2 separate regions of the Homo sapiens genome follow, and region 1 is linked to region 2. Evidence: read pairs that join two places in POLR2A ChIA-PET (ENCODE). Cell type or tissue: PC-3. All regions are shown on one strand. Links, peaks and the distances in the headings refer to the core of each region. The heading gives the core; the rest is flanking DNA. Region 1 has its middle 47 kb from the start of IMMP2L. Region 2 overlaps IMMP2L (inner mitochondrial membrane peptidase subunit 2).

What was found. ChIA-PET counts read pairs that join two places held together with the same protein. Peaks named below come from ENCODE experiments on the same cell type or tissue, not always from the same donor. Only the 100,000 strongest peaks of a DNase experiment are listed, where the experiment ranks them.
Region 1: POLR2A ChIA-PET joins it to region 2 with 9 read pairs; 2 of 35 experiments call an interaction of 5 or more read pairs at or near these places.

The regions. Positions count from the first base shown.
Region 1 is chr7:111,606,685-111,612,067 of GRCh38, forward strand. No RefSeq gene overlaps it. Among named protein-coding and RNA genes, the nearest start is that of IMMP2L, 47 kb to the left of the region's middle. In PC-3, for the core only: no CTCF peak of the experiment used is centred there; no DNase peak of the experiment used is centred there.
Region 2 is chr7:111,548,132-111,553,514 of GRCh38, forward strand. The region is part of intron 1 of IMMP2L (inner mitochondrial membrane peptidase subunit 2); the gene reads right to left. Among named protein-coding and RNA genes, the nearest start is that of IMMP2L, 12 kb to the right of the region's middle. In PC-3, for the core only: no CTCF peak of the experiment used is centred there; no DNase peak of the experiment used is centred there; H3K27ac peaks cover 582 bases.

The DNA of each region.
Region 1 (5,383 bases), core at 184-5,183, 59 kb after region 2:
AAGTCTTTCATATTGTTCTGTTCTGCCATCCTTCTATACATTTGCCCAGACAGGACAGCAACAAGGAAAGAATATGTAAACACTAATCATTTCTAACTTGCCATCTGTGACAGTTCACTGTGCTGAAATTAGAAAGGATGGAATCACTTTTCCATTTCCTTAAGGTCACCAAGGACAGACAAGCTCAGGACATACTGTATTTGTCAGAAGAAAAAGAGATGACTGGTGAGGTGGCAGTGACAAATCTGTTCTAGGTTCAGCTCATTTTACTGAAGAATGTGTGTCCCCTTCTGACATTTATCAAAAGAAATTCAATTTTATAAAAAGAAGGATGTCAAATAATAGTACATTGCTAACACTCATTTTGTTGCTGTCAGAAGGGCAGATGGGGGCAAAAAGGGAAAAGGGTGGATGGAAGAGAAAGTTATTCCAGCAAGAAACAAACAAAGTCATGCTAATAATACACTTATAGGCTTGAATATATTTCTGATTAAAACACCTATTTTTGAGATCCATCTTAGTGCCTGGCTCACACTTTAGAATACCAGTTTTCACTTCTTCCAGACAGAAGGAACGACACAAAGCAGGTTGATTTGTGGGTTTTGTGTTTGTTTTTGGTTTTGTATTTTGTTATTGTTTGAGTGCCATTCTGCTGCACCAGGAAGGAAAGAAAGCTAATGAAACCTGGTAAAACCCCAGGTACAATGACATGCACCCTGTGGGCATGCAATCAATAGTTCTTATGGTGATGATGATGTTTTTCTCTGGCAGAAAAGGGTATTTTGGGTCAAAAAATAACCCAAAAGTTGTGACAGAGGTAACGGAAAAATAGAAGTCAGATTAAAATCAAAGGAAGAAATTCTAACCCAAAAGTTGTGACAGAGGTAACGGAAAAATAGAAGTCAGATTAAAATCAAAGGAAGAAATTCTATCAGGAGACTAATAATGAAGCTGACAATATACTGTAACAAGTAATAGTGTTTTACCATACTGCATAAAAATATTGGATTAAGATACAAATTAAATCTCTTTCTCAGTGAGGGTTTTCTGCAGAACATAAACAATTAAGCTGCTTTCTGGAGAAGACAGGAAACTTGATTAACAGATCCAAAAAGACAGCATAGGGAAGATGGGTTTAACACTAGGAGGTGAAACACCAACTGTTATCCAAATTGACTTTTCCAGAAACGTTGGATAATTTCAATCAAGGACTGAAATATACTCTTTTCTTTTTAAGCGTCAGTGTTCTCTGGACTTAAACAAGTCAAAGGAGGTTCTTATTAAATAAATGCTACTGGTGCATATGTTCCAGTCACAGTCTCCTGAGGTGAGTATGGAGACACTACAGAAAATTGAACCATGAAATAGGGTTTTGTGTCTCTATACCAAAATTTCAAATATCTGGAGGTGTCCTAGCTCATGGTGGCTAAGCAGGCAGCTTGTGGGAGTACAGGAGGCTACAGGAGACGCCAGGAGTAAAACGACCTATTCTGAGTCCTGTAGTCTCTGTAAGGTGCCTATTTGATGCAATCTAAGACAGTCTTATTTAGAATAGGGACCCTTAGAAGCTGCTAATATAAGTCAAAGAAACAAATACTTCTGTGCATTTTTCCCCACAAATAAGGGATTGTCCTAAACCTCTAAGCATTAAACCAGGAATCCAGTAAAAACCAGGCTTATTGTACTCCAATCCCCAACTCACGTACTGTCTTAGAGATTTTCAGACACAAGGTGCTAAAAGTTATATAGCATATTTTAAAATTTATCTGTTATCAAGTGCCTTTCATTGAACAAAAAAAAAATCAAATTCAATAGTACATAAACAAGATCTTTCTGCTCCTTCTTGGAAGATTTTTAGGAGAATTAAAGTCATAGAGACAATCATCTACATGCCATTAATATTGTCATCTTCACATATTATTACCAGTATTATTACCAGCACAGCTTTCAAGGTTTGAAATTTTGCATTGGGCTGGCCTTAACATTTGGACAAATCCTTTTTAAATATAGGGAATAAATAATAAATTTAAAAATAAAATACGTTAATATGCAATTTTTTTTTTTTGAGACTGAGTCTCACACTGTCACCTGGGCTGGTGTGCAGTGGCACCATCTTGACTTACTGCAACCTCCGCCTCCCAGGTTCAAGCAATTCTCTTGCCTCAGCCTCCCAAGTAGCTGGATTGCAGGTGCCTGCCACCACGCCCGGCTAATTTTTTGTATTTTTTAGTAGAGATGGGGTTTCACCATGTTGGCCAGGCTAGTCTTGAACCCCTGACCTTGTGATTCTCCTGCCTCGGACTCCCAAAGTGCTAGAATTACAGGCGTGAGACACTGTGACCAGCCAATATGCAAAATTTTAACGCTTTAAATTAGAGGTCAGCAAACTTTTTTCATTAACAGAGAGTAAAATATGTTCTGCTTTCCATTCCATACACTCTCACACAACTAATCAACTCTGCTGTTGCAGTACAAAAGCAGCCATAGACAATACAAAAACAAATAGGGGTGGCTGTGTTCCGATAAAATTTTCTTTACAGGCCTCTGCCTCTGCCTCTGCCTCTGCCTCTGCCTCTCCCTCTCCCCTCTCCCCTCTCCCCTCTCCCCTCTCCCCTCTCCCCTCTCCCTCTCGGTCTCCCTCTCCCTCTCTTTCCACGGTCTCCCTCTGATGCCGAGCCGAAGCTGGACTGTACTGCTGCCATCTCGGCTCACTGCAGCCTCCCTGCCTGATTCTCCTGCCTCAGCCTGCCGAGTGCCTGCGATTGCGGGCGCGCGCCACCACGCCTGACTGGTTTTCGTACTTTTTTGGTGGAGACGGGGTTTCGCTGTGTTGGCCGGGCTGGTCTCCAGCTCCTAGCCGTGGGTGGTCCGCCAGCCTTGGCCTCCCAGGGTGCCGGGATTGCAGACGGAGTCTGGTTCGCTCGGTGCTCGGTGGTGCCCAGGCTGGAGTGCAGTGGCGTGGTCTCGGCTCGCTGCAGCCTCCATCTCCCGGCCGCCTGCCTTGGCCGCCCAGAGTGCCGAGATTGCAGCCTCTGCCCGGCCTCCACCCCGTCTGGGAGGTGGGGAGCGTCTCTGCCTGGCCGCCCATCGTCTGGGACGTGGGGAGCCCCTCTGCCTGGCTGCCCAGTCTGGAGGGTGGGGAGCATCTCTGCCCGGCCGCCATCCCGTCTGGGAGGTGGGGAGCGCCTCTTCCCGGCAGCCATCCCATCTGGGAGGTGGGGAGCGTCTCTGCCCGGCCGCCCATCGTCTGAGATGTGGGGAGCGCCTCTGCCCCGCCGCCCCGTCTGGGATGTGAGGAGCGCCTCTGCCCGGCTGCGACCCCGTCTGGGAGGTGGGGAGCGTCTCTGCCCAGCCGCCCCGTCTGAGAGGTGAGGGGACCCTCCGCCCGGCAGCCGCCCCGTCTGAGAGGTGAGGAGTCCCTCTGCCCGGCAGCCACCCCGTCTGGGAAGTGAGGAGTGTCTCCGCCCGGCAGCCGCCCCGTCCAGGAGGGAGGTGGGGGGTCAGCCCCCCGCCCAGCCAGCCGCCCCATCCGGGAGGGAGGTGGGGGGGTCAGCCCCACGTCCGGGAGGGAGGTGGGGGGGGTCAGCCCCCCGCCCGGCCAGCCGCCCCGTCTGGGAGGGAGGTGGGGTCAGCCCCCCGCCCGGCCAGCCGCCCCGTCCGGGAGGTGAGGGGCGCCTCTGCCCAGCCGCCCCTACTGGGAAGTGAGGAGCCCCTCTGCCGGGCCAGCCACCCCGTCCGGGAGGGAGGTGGGGGGCTCAGCCCCCCGCCCGGCCAGCCGACCAGTCCGGGAGGGAAGTGGGGGGATCAGCACCCCGCCCGGCCAGCCGCCCCGTCCGGGAGGGAGGTGGGGGGGTCAGCCCCCCGCCCGGCCAGCCGCCCCGTCCGGGAGGTGAGGGGCGCCTCTGCCCGGCCACCCCTACTAGGAAGTGAGGAGCCCCTCTGCCCAGCCACCACCTCGTCTGGGAGGTGTACCCAACAGCTCATTGAGAACGGGCCGGGATGACAATGGCGGCTTTGTGGAATAGAAAGGGGGGAAAGGTGGGGAAAAGATTGAGAAATCGGATGGTTGCCGTGTCTGTGTAGAAAGAAGTAGACATGGGAGACTTTTCATTTTGTTCTGTACTAAGATAAATTCTTCTGCCTTGGGATCCTGTTGATCGGTGACCTTACCCCCAACCCTGTGCTCTCTGAAACATGTGCTGTGTCCACTCAGGGTTAAATGGATTAAGGGCGGTGCAAGATGTGCTTTGTTAAACAGATGCTTGAAGGCAGCATGCTCGTTAAGAATCATCACCACTCCCTAATCTCAAGTACCCAGGGACACAAACACTGCGGAAGGCCGCAGGGTCCTCTGCCTAGGAAAACCAGAGACCTTTGTTCACTTGTTTATCTGCCAACCTTCCCTCCACTATTGTCCTATGACCCTGCCAAATCCCCCTCTGCGAGAAACACCCAAGAATGATCAATAAAAAAAATAAAAATTAAAAAAAAAAAGTTAAAAAAAAAAAATTTTCTTTACAATAACAGCATAAAACTTTGGCTTCAGGTCACAGTTTGTTGACCCCTACTTCATATTATCATGTCCCCCCCACCCCCATTTCTTTCATTCACCTTCTATCACAGAGTCACAGCTTTGCACTCACAGTGTAGCCAAGTTGTAGCTACAGACCAAACATTGTAAAGAAATACCTCCGGGGAACTTGAGAATAAGTTAAAACTTGTGCTAAATCATGAGTGAAATATACATTGGGAAACACAGTTAACAACCCATTCCCCAACCTGCTTACTGGGCCATCTTTCTAAAAATGCAAATTTGATCCTGCAGCTCCCTAGCTTAAAAGGCTTCACCTGCAACAGAAAGCCCTGGCTTTTTAGTTTTTCACCATAGGCTTATTTATGGCTGGTCCTGCTTTCTTCCCCTCCTTATTTCTTCTCATCCCTTCCTTCTCACATTCTATGCTTCAGCTACATAGAAGGACTTATAATTTCCAGAATGATACCTGCTCCCTTGCCTTTCAACCCATACACTTATTTTTTTTTTTCTTCTTAGATGGAGTTTCACTCCTGTCGCCCAGGCTGGAGTGCAATGGTGCGATCTCGGCTCACCACAACCTCCATCTCCCATGTTCAAGCAATTGTCCTTCCTCAGCCTCCTGAGTAGCTGGGATTACAGGTACCCGCCACCACACCTGGCTAATTTTTGTAGTTTTAGTAGAGAAGGGGTCTCACTATGTTGGCCAGGCTGGTCTCGAACTCCTGATCTTAGGGAATCTGCCTGCCTTGGCCTCCCAAAGTGCTGGGATTACACGTGTGAGCCACCATGCCCAGCCAACCCATACACTTGTTACTCATTCTCCTTGAAGCACTCTTCTCCACACATCCT
Region 2 (5,383 bases), core at 179-5,178:
GAGAATATTATCTATCAGGGAGAGAATATTATCTATCTTGTCACCCAATTCAATCCTCTAAAATGACCTTCTATGTGCTTGCTACAAAAAAAAAGTTCTTCCAAACAAATACATTCAAAAAATAAAGTTTGTTTGACTGCATGCTTCTCTAGAATGCTTTTAAAATTTTCTTCTCCCCATTCTCAATATCATAAATCAGGTAACACCTAACAGGAATTGTCTGTACTATTTCTTATTTGCTGGTGACAATTCCTTTTTGATTCCCCATGTCTACTTTAGGGGTTAGTGGTTTAACAGTCATTCTTACATCTTTTGTCATAGGATATTCCACCGTTCTGTCTTTAGATATATGATACACTTTGAAGTTAACAGAAGAAAGTAAATTAGTATAAATACAAAAAGTTGATATTACAATATAATAAGCATGTCAATGGTACTAACAGGAGATGACAATTACACCTTTATCTCGAAGTAATCACCATCAACCATTCTCAAACTCAGAAGTGTATAGTTTTTTTTATAATTTTAATTCATTATCATGTCACTTACCATTTTTCTCTAAGTATTTTAAACTATAGGGACATTTTGATTGAAACTAGAATTGTATTCAATACAACACCTCCCTCAGGAATTTAACTTTACAAGCCTATTTCTATTCTCTTCCCAAGAATCTTTCCATCTAATTCTACCTTGCCCTCGTGGCTTAACCCATACAGAGACTGGTCATAAGTGCTTTAGAATCTAGCATTTTCTTCCTACAAACAGGAAATAATGTGTCTCTGACACTATCCAAAAATGTGGCAACATAATTTATGCTTTTGGAAGGAAGACTAACATCTCAAGCTGACAACTAGGTAATAAATATGATTAAGACCCAAGCACACAATGAGAATATCCCAAAGGGTATACCTTTCAGAAGAAGACAAGGCTTAATCAGTGAGACATTTTCAGCAAAAAATACAGTCATTTTTTTCTCAGATGCTCCTAAATAACCATCTTTTTGGCAGTATTGACTTGTTAGCCCCAAATCATTATTTCCCTTCTTTACTATTAATCTTCAAAACAAAAAAATTTAAGTCTATGATAGTAACCAAGTCTGACTCATTAACCGAACAATTCCCCACTATTCTCTGAGTTTAAATTCACATAGGATTCTTACAAACAGCTTATGAAGTCCTCAAAAATAACCCATGAAGTATGTGTTATCTCTGCTTTCCCAGAAGGAAAATGAAGTTCACAGACAAAAAGTGACTTGTTCATGTTCACATAGGTAATAACAGAGCTAGCACCTGAATAAAGATCTTACATATCCTTTTCACTATATATCACCACTTTAACATCTGGATATTTATATTTAAAGCCTATTTTTTAACTTTTAATATAGAAGTTTTAACTGAATGTTTAGAGTATTAGCATAATGTAGTCATATACATCAGACAGGTCTCAAAAAATCTTCTAATATGTTGTCATAATCCACATACTCAGACTACAGGATGTCTCTTAAACATGAGAAATAGTAAGATTCTGGCCACGTGTGGTGGCTCACACCTGTAATCCCAGCACTTTGGGAGGCCAAGGCAGGTGGATCATCTGAGGTCAGGAGTTCAAGACCAGCCTGGCCAATATAGTGAGACCTCCATCTCTACTAAAAATACAAAGATTAGCCAGACATGGTAACACATGCCTGTAATCCCAGCTACTTGGGAGGCTGAGGCACGAAAATCACTTGAACTTGGGAGGCAGAAGTTGCAGTGAGCCGAGATCACGTCATAGCACTCCAGCCTGGATGACAGAGCGAGACTCCGTGTCAAAAAAAAAAAAAAAAACATAGTGAGACTCATAAAAAGCACAAGCTAATTCATTTATAAACTGATTCAAACTGCCCTCACATAATAACAGTGCTAAATAGTTATTAATATTTAACAAAACTAAATAATAATTATTCAGTATTTAAATCTGACACTAAAAAAAACTCTTATTCAAGCAACTATTAAACAAATAAGCTCCTGGGAAAATACCAAGATCCTTAGTAAATAATCTGCAATACCAATAAAACTAAAAATAAAGGCCAAAAAGGCTACATACTGTATGATTCTAACTCTATGACATTATGGAAAAGGCAAAAACATTGGAGACAGTGAAAAGATCAGAAGTTACCAGGGGTTAGGAGAAGGGAGGGATGAATAAGCACAACCCAAGATTTTTAGGCAGTGAAAATACTCTGTATACTATAAGCATACATACATGGCATTACACATTTGTCCAAACCCACAAAATGCACTACACCAAGAATGAACCCTAATGTAAACAATGAACTTTGGGGGATAATGATGTGTCCATGTAGTTTCATCAATTGTAGCAAACGTACCATTCTGGTGGGGGATGTTGATCATGCAGGAGAGGCTATGCATGTGTGAGGGCAGGGAGTAAATGGGATATCTCTGTACCTTCCATTCAATTTTACTGTGAACCAAAAGACCCTAAAAAAAAGTCTATTTTAAATAAGGCAAAATATCTGCGGCAATCTTAATCTTCTCCTATCAATTATTACTTCACAGGTCCTCTGTTAACTATTTAGTAGAAAGCATCCTTGGCTGTCAATGCTAACCTTCTGCACAGCTCTTATTTACACACACATTGCTCCTCATAACATCTGCTCTGCCCACTGTAGCCTGCTTATCCTCTAATGGTCATCAGTATACTGAGTCCAAAGACAGGGAAGGAGTCAGGTACAAATGAGATGGAGAAGACAGGTAGTGGGGCTAAGGAAGCAAAGAACTGCTAAAGAGGGAAGTCAGCAGATAAATCTGCAGGAGAAAATCTGCAGCAACAAGGAGAAAAGAATCCTGAGTTGATACAAATTTGTTTATTGGTTTACATAATGGGAAAATCATATGAAATGAAATTATCCTAAAATACAAAACATGATGACATTACAAACATTTCCCTTCTTTAAAAAAAAGTCTTTGCTGTATACAATTCCGTAACTAGAACTTGATAATCTGTTTGCAATGTGTCCCCCAGCGACAAGCAAGATGATTTTTCAAAAGTTGACTGTAAATGCTACATTTTTCAAAGGAAAGATATATAAAAGTGTGTGTGACAAAGACCTATGTCTCAGAATAACTTGGAAAAAAGTACAAATATTAAATTTTTATGATTTATTGCCTGAAAGAAAGTTGTACACTTTTATATTCTGGGTATTCTTAATCTAAGAAGTCAAGAACATACTATGTATTACCAAACTGGGCAAGAGTTCAATGAGATTCTGAAAGTTATACCTAACGTACTATGTATTACCAAAAACATACAATATGTTTAGTAACAAATAGTATGTTAGGTATGTTAGGTATGACTGTTAGAGGTGTGTGTGTGTGTGTGTGTGTGTGTGTGTGTGTGTGGTCACTTGCTTGCTTTGGTCATCGGTGAGGAAGCCAGGCTAAGCAACTAACAAAGAGTCCAAATATCTGAGTCATTTATGAGAGGCTAAGGGCTCCAGTGGCAAATCAGGGACCTATAAGACAGGCTCAAAGATGGTTCTGGCAGGATCCACCACCACCATCACTACCACCTCAGCAAAATACAACCTTCTTCATCTGAAGTTTCAGGGAAGCACAAAGGCTCGAGTTCTGCCAGCAGTCCAGCTCAGTAAACACTGATTAAGCACCAGTGAAGTACAAAGCATTAGGTTAAAGGTGATAAAAGACACTGAATAGGAGGAAATATAGCCCCTACTACCTTAAGAATTTTCCAGTAAAAAATATGGTAAGACTATAATCCAGGCAAGGTAGAGCAAGTACTAAAAGAGAAATACAAAGAAGGCATTCAGAGGTTTCCTCAAGGAGATGCTCTAGAATGAAACCTGAGGCTATTACTCAGATGACCAACAAGTTCATGCTATAGCCACTGCTCGTTTATAATTTTCTCCCATTCAATGTACTACTTCTACACCAGAGATGTGAGAAACTTGAAAAAGGCTATTTTGTTCTAGCTGATTATTAAAGGGGGAGAATTCTTGAATATAAAGTAAGATATAAGGTAAAGCAAGCAGGAAAGGATTTGGAGCAAGGTGTGTCATAATGCTAACATGGCACAAAGCAAAATAATTCAACTTCCATTCAGTTTTACTGGTCAAAAGGAATAGCATCATTTTTGTTTTGTTTTGTTTTGTTTTGAGACAGAGTCTCACTCTGTCACCCAGCCTGGAGTGCACGGGCACAATCTCTGCCCACTGCAACTTCCACCTCCAGGGTTCAAGAGATCCTCCTGCCTCAGCCTCCTGAGGACCTGGCATCACAGGCATGTATCATCACACCCGGCTAATTTTTGTATTTTTAGTAGAGACAGAGTTTCACTATGTTGGCCAGGCTGTTCTCAAACTCCTGACCTCAAGTGATCCACCTGCCTCGGCCTCCCAAAGTGCTGGGATTACAGGTGTGAGCCACCATCACTTCTATAACACATTTATATGCTGCTTTAATGGTTTACAAAGGACTCTCACATAAATGCTTACAATGAAACTCAAAGCAATCCTATGTCAGGTAGAGACTGTTATCCTCTCAGAGAGCCTACCCTCACAAGACAGTCCACAATGATCCTTGCCTCATGTCCTTGTGTAATCCACTCCCATACTGAATCAGGGCTGGTCTGTAGAACCAATTGAATACATCTGAAATGATGGTGTATGACTTCCACAGGTAAGTCATAAAGGGCACTGCAGTTTCTACTTTGGCAGCTTGAATCTCGGGAAAGTCATCTGCCATCTCATGAGAATAGTCCCACGGCAAGCCCATTGTGGAAAGGAACCAACCTGCCAACACCAACTGGCCAGCCAAGTGAGTAAGCCACCTTGGAAGTGAATCTTTTAGCTCCAGTGATGCTCCTATAAAACTTCCACTCCTGCTGATATCTGACAGCAACCTCCAGAGAACCAAGCAAGGACCCTCAAATTGCTGACCCACAGCAACCATGAGATAACAAACAATCATTGTTGTTTTCAGCCACTAAGGTTTTCATGTTACAAAACAACAGAGAACCCAATTTTACATATGAGGCTCAGAGAGGTTAATTTACCAATTATCATATAGGAATGAGTAGAGAAAACAGATCTGGAACCCAGTCTTTAGGCTTTAGGTTCAATTTGTCATTAAACAATACCACTTTCTTCTCAACTAAAATAAGGTATAATACTGTAAGGATGATCATTCCTACACGATTATATGACTGATACTAGTATGTCAAGCTTCCTACAGTACAGAGACACAGTATATGTCCCTGCATTCTTAACGAATATAATGGGAATCTCCAAAATAAGTCCATTTGTGGTGCTCCATTGTGCTCTGTGGAGTTGTTACTATTTTCTGGAAAATGGCTATTTTTAATG